Regions from separate parts of the Mus musculus genome. Here region 1 is linked to region 2. Evidence: chromatin contacts called from ENCODE Hi-C data. All regions are on one chromosome and are shown on one strand. The core of a region is the stretch at or near the end of the contact, and the rest is flanking DNA. Distances in the headings are between cores, read along the strand shown.

Region 1 (5,570 bases), core at 921-3,420, 71 kb after region 2:
TTGTTCGGATCTAAGTTATGTCTGTAAGACCTGAACCATCGTTTCCGAGGTGTGGGAACATGCAGTGATTGGTAAGGGTGCTGGTGAGATGGCTCAGTGGGTAAAGCACCTGCTGAGCAAGGATGAGGACCGGAGTATAGAACGCCAGTCCTGGGTACAATGTGTAAGCATGTTTGTCTGTAATCCTAGCACTGGGGGTGTAGAGACAGGTTGATCCCAGGGCCTTCTCACCAGCCAGTCTCACTGAAACAGCGAGCTCCAGGTTCAGTGACAGACCTGTCTCAGAATGGAAGATGGAGGGTGAAGGAGAAGGATATTCACAGAAACCTCTGGTCCCCCACATGTGAATACACAAGTGAGGGCACACGCGCGCGCGCACGCACACACACACACACACACACACACACACACACACACACACACACACAGAGACCGACTTTGAACACCCTGAGCCTCCTGCCTCAGACTGCAAAAGCACTGGGATGATTCTTCAACATGGCTTCTTGTGTGGGTACCATGAAGTTCTGTCTCTCACACGTCATTTCCCCACTGTCTTGTTAGGGCTACTCTCTCTGTGACGAAACACCATGCAAGTGACCTAAGCAAGTTGGGGAGAAAAGGGTTAATTTGGCTTCCACTTGCACATCTTAGCCCATCATCAAAGGAAGTCAAGGCAGGAACTCAGGGTAGGATCCTGGAGGCAGGAGCTGATGCAGAGGCCATGGAGGGGTGCTGCTTACTGGCTTGTTCATCATGGCTTGCTCAGCCTGCTTTCTTGTAGAACTCAGGACCATCAGCCCAGGGGTGGTACCCTTCACAATAAGCTAGGCCCTCCCCATCAAACACCAAGAAAATGCTCTGTAGGCTTGCCTGCAGACCAGATGTTATGCGGGGATTTTCTTAATTGACGTTCCCTCTTCTCAGATGACTTTAGCTTGTGTTGAGGTTGACATAAAACTAGCCAGCATGTCCACGTTTTTTAAAAATGAAGCCGGAAGTTGATTCCACTGTCTGACCACTTGTCTGAGAGGAAGGCTCGTGTTACCCGTCACTGTCCCAGCCCTCAGGGCTGACACTAGCCCCGGCTTTCTTACATCTCTGGGAAGAGGATGCAAGCCCTACAATGTATCAGTATGAGCACAGCTCAGCTATGCAGGTGGGGTGGGGCTTGAGAATAATGTGTGTCTGGAGGGAGGGTTAGGCTATCATCTCATCCCCCATTCCGCCTACTGGAAGGCAGTGCCTGCATTCCTCTCGGCCGTACACCCCACCTATAAGCCACTGCTTGGAAATCATCTGGTTAAACTGCTAGGTCTGCCTCCCTAAGGACGGAGAATTAAATTTCCAAATTAATTGCATTTACTCCATAGATCACTAGGAAAAGTAATTGAAAATGATTCCTGCTAACATATGTGGGGGTGTGCGCCCGAACACCAGCTAGCATCATTCTTTGATATATCTTGTTAATTTTCCTGTACAGCTATTAGAGATTTGTCCCAGTGTTGCTCTCAGCATCCTCTGAGAGCTGGACTAAGCCGTCTTACCCACTCGTTATTTAATTTGAAGTGAGAGAAACGGCTCGCCTTTCAAACAGCAGCAGCCGTTCAGCGGGAGTGTGTAGATGTGTATTATTTCAAAGGCGCAAAGACAAAAGAAAGCCAAAAGTGGGGGAGAGGAATTTAGCTCTGCCTGAGATAAATATAGTAAGCATCCAGGAACAGGAAAACAAAAACACTTGCTTATGGAAAAGACTTTACCCCACGCCTACAGTCGTTTTCCTCCTTCATTTCCAACTTGATCCTGGCCCCTGCTTATTGGAAACAACAGTCTGGTTAGGGGAAGGGAAGGAGGTTCAGATGCTGTCTGGCCCCGGGCTGTTCCTGGTAGTTATTTTAAACCTTGTTGTTTGCGTTCCTGCCACAGTTTGTTTGGGAGAATAAATATAATTTTCATTCGTAAGTCTTCTCTTCTGCCCCCCATTCCCAGTCCCCCACCCCAACATGCTTATCTCGGCTCATTACCAGAAAACGTCCCTGGAAACTAATCTGATCGTTTGTAAACAGGCCAGATGCAAAGCACTTTGAACTATCTACCTTGCCGCTGCCAATGCAAAAACACAACTCTCATCCCCAAAGGGCTAGAGATAGTTTATTCTGAAGCTAAATATGGGCCACCATGGTGGAGGAATACAGATTTAGGTTACCCTAAATTCCATGCCGGGTGTGGTACTAGTTTGAAGATGTTTTTATAGTAACAGAACAGAGAAGATCATAAACCAAGATGCTTTCTAAATGCATTGGTGGGAACAGGTGTGCAGTCAGGTAGCAGCAAAGCGAAGTGGGGGACTCAGCTACAAGCCGTCGATGCCCTAGTTAGTGGTGTTTTGTTTGTTTGTTTGTTTTAATACATTCCAAATGGTTTTATCTGTTAGTGTCAGGACATCAGGACCAGAGAGAGGCAGACACGGAATGGCTATTACAAGGCTAAAGGTGGCCCTGGATAAATTGTAATTAGGCCCCGGGTCTGTGGTCGTTCATCTTCTCCATATCTCACTGACTAGTCAGACTTGCAGAAGCTTCCATGGAAGGAACAGCTCTTCCCAGGATCCTTCATAGTACGAGTGAACGAGTGAGAAAATAAATCAGTGAGAAAACTGCTGAATAATATTAAGAACTCTACTAGCAACTCCCAATATTAAAAAAAACAAAAACAAAAATTGCCCCAGAGTTGATGGGTCCACCCAATTGTACAAGTTGAGGCACGTGATCTGCTCTCCACCTCCACACGGGACTCTCGTGCCAGCTGTCCCAGTCAGTGACAATGCCAGGGACTTGATGAAAATGCTACTGGTTTGTTTTTTTCCATGACCACCCAGGTTTTCTTTGCTCGTTCAGCATCGAAGTGAGAGTTCTCCTGAAGCGGTTTGTCCTTCCTGGTACCCCCCACCCTCTGCTGAAGCTCACTCTTGCCTTCTGAGGCCATCTGAGAACCTCTCAGCATAGCTGGCTTTCAGCATAGCCTTTGGCAACACCCTAACCTTGTCTGACCCTTGTACCTGCTCTGGCTGCAAAGTGTACGGGCTCGGTGACTTGAGCTGACCCTGGGGAGCTGCGGTACACTTCCCACGGGATGACCTCGGTTCCCACTTCACAGAGGAAACTGAAGCGACCACATTCTTTTCTTGTGGCCACTGTCCCGCAAACTTAAACCTCCAGCCTCCATGTCCCCTCATTCGGAGAGGTGAGGTCTTTCAAGGCTGCCCTCTCTACCTGCACCTCAGCTGCTTTCTCAGGAGCGTTATTAGTTAGTTCTCAGTGACCCTCTGTCCCCTTGGACGATTGTCTGGACACATCCACATACCCAGAAAACACAAGGGCAGCAAGCAGCTTTCTCTGGAGCCCCGTGTATCTCTTGAGCTGCATTCTGTCTTTCTCTTTATTATCACACAGCCACTTCTTGGAAGGACGGTTTCCCCTCGCTGCCCCCATTTTTCCCTACTTCCTTTTCAGCGTGTCTCCTGCACAGGTCTGCCTTCCCCTCCCTGTCAGCCCTGTGAAGTCACTCTGGGACTGACTCACTCTCTCTCTCTCTCTCTCTCTCTCTCTCTCTCTCTCTCTCTCTCTCTCTCTCACTGAGTACCGGGGCTAGCCTGGGGCCAGAACACGATTTCACTGGGAAGAGTATCCTCACCATTAACACGGCAGGTTCCTCCTGAGCATAATGGGACACGCTTTTGGTTCGGGACTAGAATGCAGAGTACACAGGTGTTATTTGAGTTGGTAAATGGTGTGGTCCTCCATGAAGAGATAAGGCTTGAGGCTGGTGCTGGGCTGCATGCTTCAGTCTGTTACAGTTTCAGAGGGAGGCTGATATAGCAGCTTCACCTTGGCCTTGGGAGCTCCACTGGACCACATTCACCTGTCACCCTTGTGGTGCATGGGGCTGCTGCTCTCTAGTCACCCCCACATGCTTACTCCTCTCTGGTGCATCTCTCCCTCTGGTCCAGGCCCTCCTCCACAGCCCTGCTCCTCAGGTTTCTGTTCTGACAGCTAAGGATTGGAGGACATGCTGAGTTCTGCATTCTCCCCCCATGCAATCAGGTTTCAGGCTCTACACACCACCACTAGGGTTTACAGAGCACTTTATGTGGATGGCAAAAATGTAGAGCTTGCTATGGATAGCCTACTTGAAGCATGCATAAAAGGGCATCCGAGGGAGGCCTGTCTAGTTAGCAAAGCAAGTAGTTAGGCATCCATTCACTGTGTCCCAGCAAGGCTTCCTCTTGCTGGTCTTCATATCTTTCAGCTCACTGCCTTTGGTCCATCTCAAAACAGCATGGGGACACCATGGGGGTCCTTACTTCCATCACACCCCAGCATGTCCTCTTGGCATGGCAAATGTGGGTGACGCTGGGTGAATGAGACAGTGAACACCTCCCCAGCTTGTGTCTGCCCAAGTCGCCCATGCTCTCAGCTGCCTGCTCATACCTGAGTATCCATGGAGCTCCTCTATGTTCTGAGGATGCAGTGTTGAAGTTGGCCACATTTCTGGCGTCTGCAGGATGCACTGTAAACTCCGTTTTCAGGACGGAGCCATCCAAGAGAGAGATTTACACTTCATCATGACTTCAGTCTCCTCTGACTACGGTCACTTACTTCTACCAACCGCACAACCCATTTTCAACCTCTGAATATCATCACCACTGTGGTTTGGAGTTTTGTGGATGGTAAATATGAAGCCTGCTACTTCCAAGTACAGGACATCCAGGGCTCTAACTGGACCCACAAGCAGGCATTGTAGTCACATGTAGTTAATACGTTAATAACTTTCCTTGCTTAGTATTTTATGTATCTTTTAATTCAGGTTGTTCCATCGTCGTTCCCAGTGGTGTTTGGAACGGCATTTAAGGGTGTTTATCCTATAATTGTTCCTGCCCATCCCCCCTTGTGTTTCACTGACTGCCTTGGGTTTTTCCTCTGGTGTGGAAAAAGCCTCCGGTGGGGAGGAAGCTAAGAGGCCAAAGTTTCTAGGTATTTCTTAGTTGGTAAGAAATCTTAACTAGAAGTGCCACTGCCTTAAAAGACTCTTAATGGTAGATCTAACAGAACCATGGCTGCGATCCCCAGTCAACCCCGGGGGCTTTGCATCTGGGTCCCAGGAGATCAGAATGGAGTTAGCTCTCTGCATCAGTTTCTGGGTGCAGGGTGGCCTGACCTCTGAGAACCTCGTGCTTTCACTCTGCTGACCTGCCCTGTTTGCTCTCTCGCAGGTTGTTTTCGTAGCCATTTTGCTTCACAGTCACCTGGAATGCCGAGAACCGCTGCTCATCCCCATCCTGTCTCTGTACATGGGTGCGCTTGTGCGCTGCACCACACTGTGCCTGGGCTACTACAGGAACATCCACGACATCATCCCCGACAGGAGCGGCCCAGAGCTGGGGGTGCGTGCACCGTTTGACTTTCTGGACTGGTTTATTTTTTTTAATTTTTAATTTTTTTTATTACGTATTTTCCTCAATTACATTTCCAATGCTATCCCAAAAGTCCCCCATACCCTCCCCCCCACTCCCC
Region 2 (4,901 bases), core at 945-3,444:
GATGAATCCCTTTCCTCTCCTTAGCATTCAGCTCCAGGGGAGGCAGAGGAGTCCCACTGATCCCACCCCACCCTTCTGAGACGTGCTGCAGTGCCTCTGTCTTACATGGACTGCCATGCACTGTTCCTCCTCCCCTCCTCCGTCTTCCCATGATCCCCTAGGGCAGGGCTGCTGTGTGACATCAGCACACCCCTTGTCCATAGGGGTCTTCTCCTACAGACTCTGCATGCAGTAGGAACTTCAGATGGGCTTGCGTAAGTCAAAGAGTGAAGGAAAATCATGGAAGTGTCTGGCGCTGATTTATAGTTCAGACACACCCATCTCTGTCACACAGAGCCTGTTCTTCTCTATGAATGGAGGGTCAGTGAACCAACTTTCTTAGATGTTTCCCCAAACAAACGCATGGACACACCCTGGTAACCCTGGTGTGTGCATTAAGCTCAGGGTGTACACTAGGAAAGGTGAGGATACTTTGAGGTATAAGCAAAATAATACCAGCACGGAGGGATGGCTGGGACTTGTTTGTCGGTCTCACATCTGCTTCTAATGTCTGCTGAAACCGGCTGCTTTGTGCAGCCATTCTGCAACGTGCACACAGCACACAGGGTCTAACTGTGTAGCCTCAGTTGGCCTTAAGCTTGCCTCAGCCTTCTGAGATTGCCGATCACCAGTGTGGACACCATACTCGGTTTGAAAACAATTTTATTATTGTGTTCAGAGGAGAAGGTTTTTCTAGTGAGATAAAGCCTGTTCTTTAAGAGGCAGTTTCTCTTGAGGGAACAGAGTCAGCAGGCACAGGTTTCAGTCCCAGAGGGTCCATCGCAGGGAAGCCAGGTAGGAGGTGGTAAAGGATATAGAGAAGGCTTACAATCAGGAGCCCTTCTTGGAGCTTCCCTCTCCCATAGCTAGGAAGTGCCTTAATAAATAGCAGTCGCTTTTTGTGCAGGCAGTGTGAACAGTGGTCGTTTGGGGACAATCTGTGTGTGGGGGTGACACTGGAGGGACATAATCCTTTTGGTGTGAGGATTCTATTTTCTCACCATTACACAAAGAGAAAGAGCGTGGTCAGAAATAGAACCAGAGTGCCCTCCTCCCCGCCCCCTCCCCCCAGCTTTCTACGAGGCAACGAAAGAGAAATGTATCTGGGGCTCACCTGTGTGGTGAGGATCCGATCCCACAGAACAGAAATCTGATATGCTAGGCTGCCACCAGGGCGCAGGTGCATGTCTGGTGGGGGTGGGGTGCAGAAATAAGTGTGGTGTGTTTAAATATACAGATCTGTTTTGTAAACGAAAGCTCCCCTCCCTCCCTCCCTCATTAGTGCTTTAAGAGCAAATGTTTCCTTACGGAGATTATTAAGCCATTGGTTACACAACCTTGGCAGCATTTTGGTGGTTTTCTTTTGAGGTCGCCATCAGCCCCAAACTAAAATATTTACACACTGGTTGAAATAGGCTAGATAATGTTAAACAAGGAATGCGGTGTAAAACCGAGACCTTAGAAAGTGAAGTGTGGATTTGCCCTGAAGGTGATAGTGAGACTTCTAAACTGATCCTGTAACCTTCTGGGAGATGGGACAGTGGGTCAGCCTTACAGTGGTTCTCAATTCCACACAGTTGCATATCTTCGTGGTTTCCCAGAGTGAGGAATAATCTTATGTATGTGCTGCTGTTTTTCCTGGGAGTAGACAACACAGTGGCATGAAAACACCTTTCTCTCTCCTTCTCCTGTTTGATGGTGTCAGGGTTTGTGCTCTGGCCTTCTGGAGAGAGGCGGGGGGTGGGGGGAGGTCAATGTAACCAGCCATCTTTTAACAGACTGGAAGTCATTTGTAACTCGGTCTTCTTCAGAATACATTCAGTCCATGCTTGGTAACTATTACAGCTTATTGAAGAAGAAAAAAAAAAGGTGCAATAGCGATGAAGATTTCCTCCTTTCTAGAATGCAGTGATAAGCCTAAAAATTGAATAAGAACCCTCACTGGGTTTTCTACTGTCAATTTCCTAGAGTCTCGTAGTGCGTGAACGGTGGTTGTCTGCAAGCATATGTTTGTTCCATATTGAGTAGGAGAAAAATCTCTTTATCCTAAGATTGTCAGGGAGGCTGGCTCCAGAGCAAGCAGACTCTTCCAGCCCCACCGTGCTTTGGAAGCCTGGGCATCGGCAGCTTGTGACTCCCCGCCACGCCCACAGCAGTTGTTAGGATCTGAAGGCACGGACCTGCTCTGAGCCAGATCACAGGAGGACCCTGGAAGCCTTCCGTGCCTGCCTTTGTCTGATCTTTCTTCGCCTTGTGGTTCTGTGAGCAAGCTCCCTGCCTTTAGGTAGGTGGCAGGTCCCTAAGGGCCCAAGGGTAGTCACTTTCTTCAGCAGCCCTGCATCAGCTGCACATCACTGGCCTCCTCTACAAAGGAGTCTTTGTTAGAACCAGCCAGGGCCTTCTCTTTCCTTATCTTCCCCACGATTTTGTTACTATCTACCTATTCATTCATTTGGTGGCTTACTTCCCTTCCTCAGTGTGATGGGAGCTCTGCATTGAGTGGGTAACTGGCTTCCTCCCTCTCCTGGCAAATTGCACAGTGCTGAGGAAAAGGGGCTGATCATAAGACAGCCTGTAAGACGATGGCCAGAGCCAACGGCTTTCCCTTCATGCTTAGCAGTTCTTCTCATTAGGTGTCAGGAGTGTGTGTCTGCGTGTGCATGTGCATGTGTGTGCACGCGTGCATACCCGCTCTTGTGCACTTTGTGTTAGTACTTGGTTGGTGTTGAATGATACGTTTTTGGTAGAAATGACCCCAAACAGTATCAGTTGACTACCTAAGTCTTTCTGTTTACTCTTGAGCTACCATCCCTTTACCCACACAGGAAACAATAGCAAGGCTGCAGATACTACCCAGCAGTGAAATGCATAGGCCCTAGGCTCATTCTCCAGCAAAGAAGAAAGGGAGGGAGGGAGAGAGCGAGGGAGGGAGGGTGGAAGAAGAGAAGAAGGGAGAAATCCTTTTATAAGTGATGGGATAAAAGTCACATACAACTGACTATTAGGCAAGCTCCCAGGTCCGTGTGTCTCGGCCTGTTCTCCACAGGTTGTGCTCCCCACGTGTGCCTGAGGAGTGGGCTCTAGATGTTCCTGCGTCCCTTCCGTTCTATATAGAGAGTGATAGGAAATTCACACACACTTAGAAATACTGTCTGACACACTTGACTCATAGGAGTGATTGTGTGTGTGTGTGTCTTTTGTTTTTGAGACATCTTATATAGCCCTGGATAACTCCACTCTTCCCCATTCTGCAATCCCAAGTTGTGGAATCACAGGAGAAAACCAACAGGCCCAGCTGGGAGTAGTATTCCTAGACATTTGTGTGACAGACTTTAAACTTTTAAAATAACTATCTTCCTTCTGGTTCTCTTTGCACTGCCTTCTCTTCACAGTCTTTCTTAGTGTTTACAGTGAGCCAGACAGCCAGGTTCTGTGGCACAGGTCTTTAATCCCAGCACCCAGGAGGCAGAGACAGTAGATCGCTGAGTTCGAGAACAGCACGGTGCACTTAGTGACTTCTAGGGCACATAAAGCTAAGTACAGAGACCCTTCTTTCAAACACATCAAACCAGACTGTGGCCAGCAATGGCAACTTCGCCCCTCAGTACAGTGGAGTTTCAGGTACAAGGAGATGGAAGAAGCCTTAGCCCCATTTCCTCATCTCAGCTAAAGTCTTCCACATCTGCTAATTAAATGAAGGTCTAGATCAACACCCGCTTTCTTTATTGGCTGCCCTCCATTCTCCTTTCCCTCCTCGCCCACTTAAGTAAACAGGAGTAGAACTGCGTGAAGAAGTTACCAATACAATAGATGGGTGAGAATTTCCTCCTCCTGGGGGGAGTAGTTTTAAGGAGAAAATAGTTCCAAACACTATGGCTCCCGTCTTCCCTGGAAGATGTTTCCAGAAACACAGCTGTCTGAGGCGAAGGCAGAGAGCTTGACCCACCTTACAAAGGCGTTAGGAAGTGAAGTGGTACAGCTTTCAGACTCAAACATGAAAAAATCCCTGAAGTCGTCCAAGGCATGTGTGAACCAGCAAGGTCCTCTGCCACATGAAACAAATGGCAGAGAGGACACATCTGTAAGCCACCACCTGTGTCTAGATGCGATTGGAAATGGAGGCGATCGGAGGTTGCCTTGGAGCTCTCCGGATTCTCAGGATCCCTGAGCTGTATTCAAGACAGATGGCTGCTTCTCCAGTGATCCAGGCTGCGGCCTGTGGAGCTGCAATGGATCTGGAAAGTGCAGTCGTCTTCCTGGATAAGAAAGACTCCTGAGCTGAACTTTGCTTCTTTTAAGCTGGTAGCCAAGAAACTGAGGGGGGAAGCTCTGAAGTCCCGTACATCGCTGGAAACTCACCTTCCGTCAGAAAGTTAAACTCAGAAGCCTGGCAAGTGGGGTGTAGTTGTTCTGCATTTGAAAATAGGCAAGCCTGTTTGCTTATTGTTGAACGGCTGCTGGGAAGGGGCAGAAGGCTCAGAGTTTCCGAAGGTTGCCAACCAGGATGTGTTTACAATTTAAGAAGACTTTAGGCTACCCCTGAATTCAGAGGAATGAGGGCAATGGCTGCTTTGCAGTGTGAGGCAGATTATGGCTGCCGAATAGCAAAGCCATTCTCTGAGTCTGCAGCCAAGTCGCTGCTGTGCTCCCAGGGAGTGAGAGCTTGACTCCAGGGGAGGTCTTGTGGGTGACTCAAGTACACTCTACTCCTCCCCTCCATCTCGTCTTAGATTTAGAGGACAAAGGAAAGAAGAAAGCATGCTGTCCATCCTGAGCGGTCACATCCCTGTGTCTTAAAGAGTTCGTGCTGTGCTTGCATTCCTTAAGTACAAGACACAGCCGCACTGTCTTGTGGGTTGGCT

Evidence for each region. A loop is a pair of places that touch in the nucleus more often than their neighbours do.
Region 1: a map of regulatory T cell shows a loop between it and region 2 (2.0-fold over the local background). The contact joins two enhancer-like sites. A Hi-C loop is called at or near these places in 5 of 37 maps with a recorded cell type or tissue (gastrocnemius, left cerebral cortex and regulatory T cell).

What each region holds. Positions count from the first base shown.
Region 1 is chr15:27,557,455-27,563,024 of GRCm38, forward strand. Ank (progressive ankylosis) reads left to right here. Exons shown (of 12, transcript NM_020332.4): 5 at 5,270-5,440. Among named protein-coding and RNA genes, the nearest start is that of Mir7117, 11 kb to the right of the region's middle. Within about 2 kb of position 2,171, at least 1 of the 3 ENCODE cell types and tissues checked has a DNase peak (open chromatin) inside an H3K27ac peak, as active enhancers do; it is left cerebral cortex, where a contact is called at or near this core.
Region 2 is chr15:27,486,069-27,490,969 of GRCm38, forward strand. The region is part of intron 1 of Ank (progressive ankylosis); the gene reads left to right. Among named protein-coding and RNA genes, the nearest start is that of Ank, 22 kb to the left of the region's middle. Within about 2 kb of position 2,195, at least 3 of the 3 ENCODE cell types and tissues checked have a DNase peak (open chromatin) inside an H3K27ac peak, as active enhancers do; they include left cerebral cortex, where a contact is called at or near this core.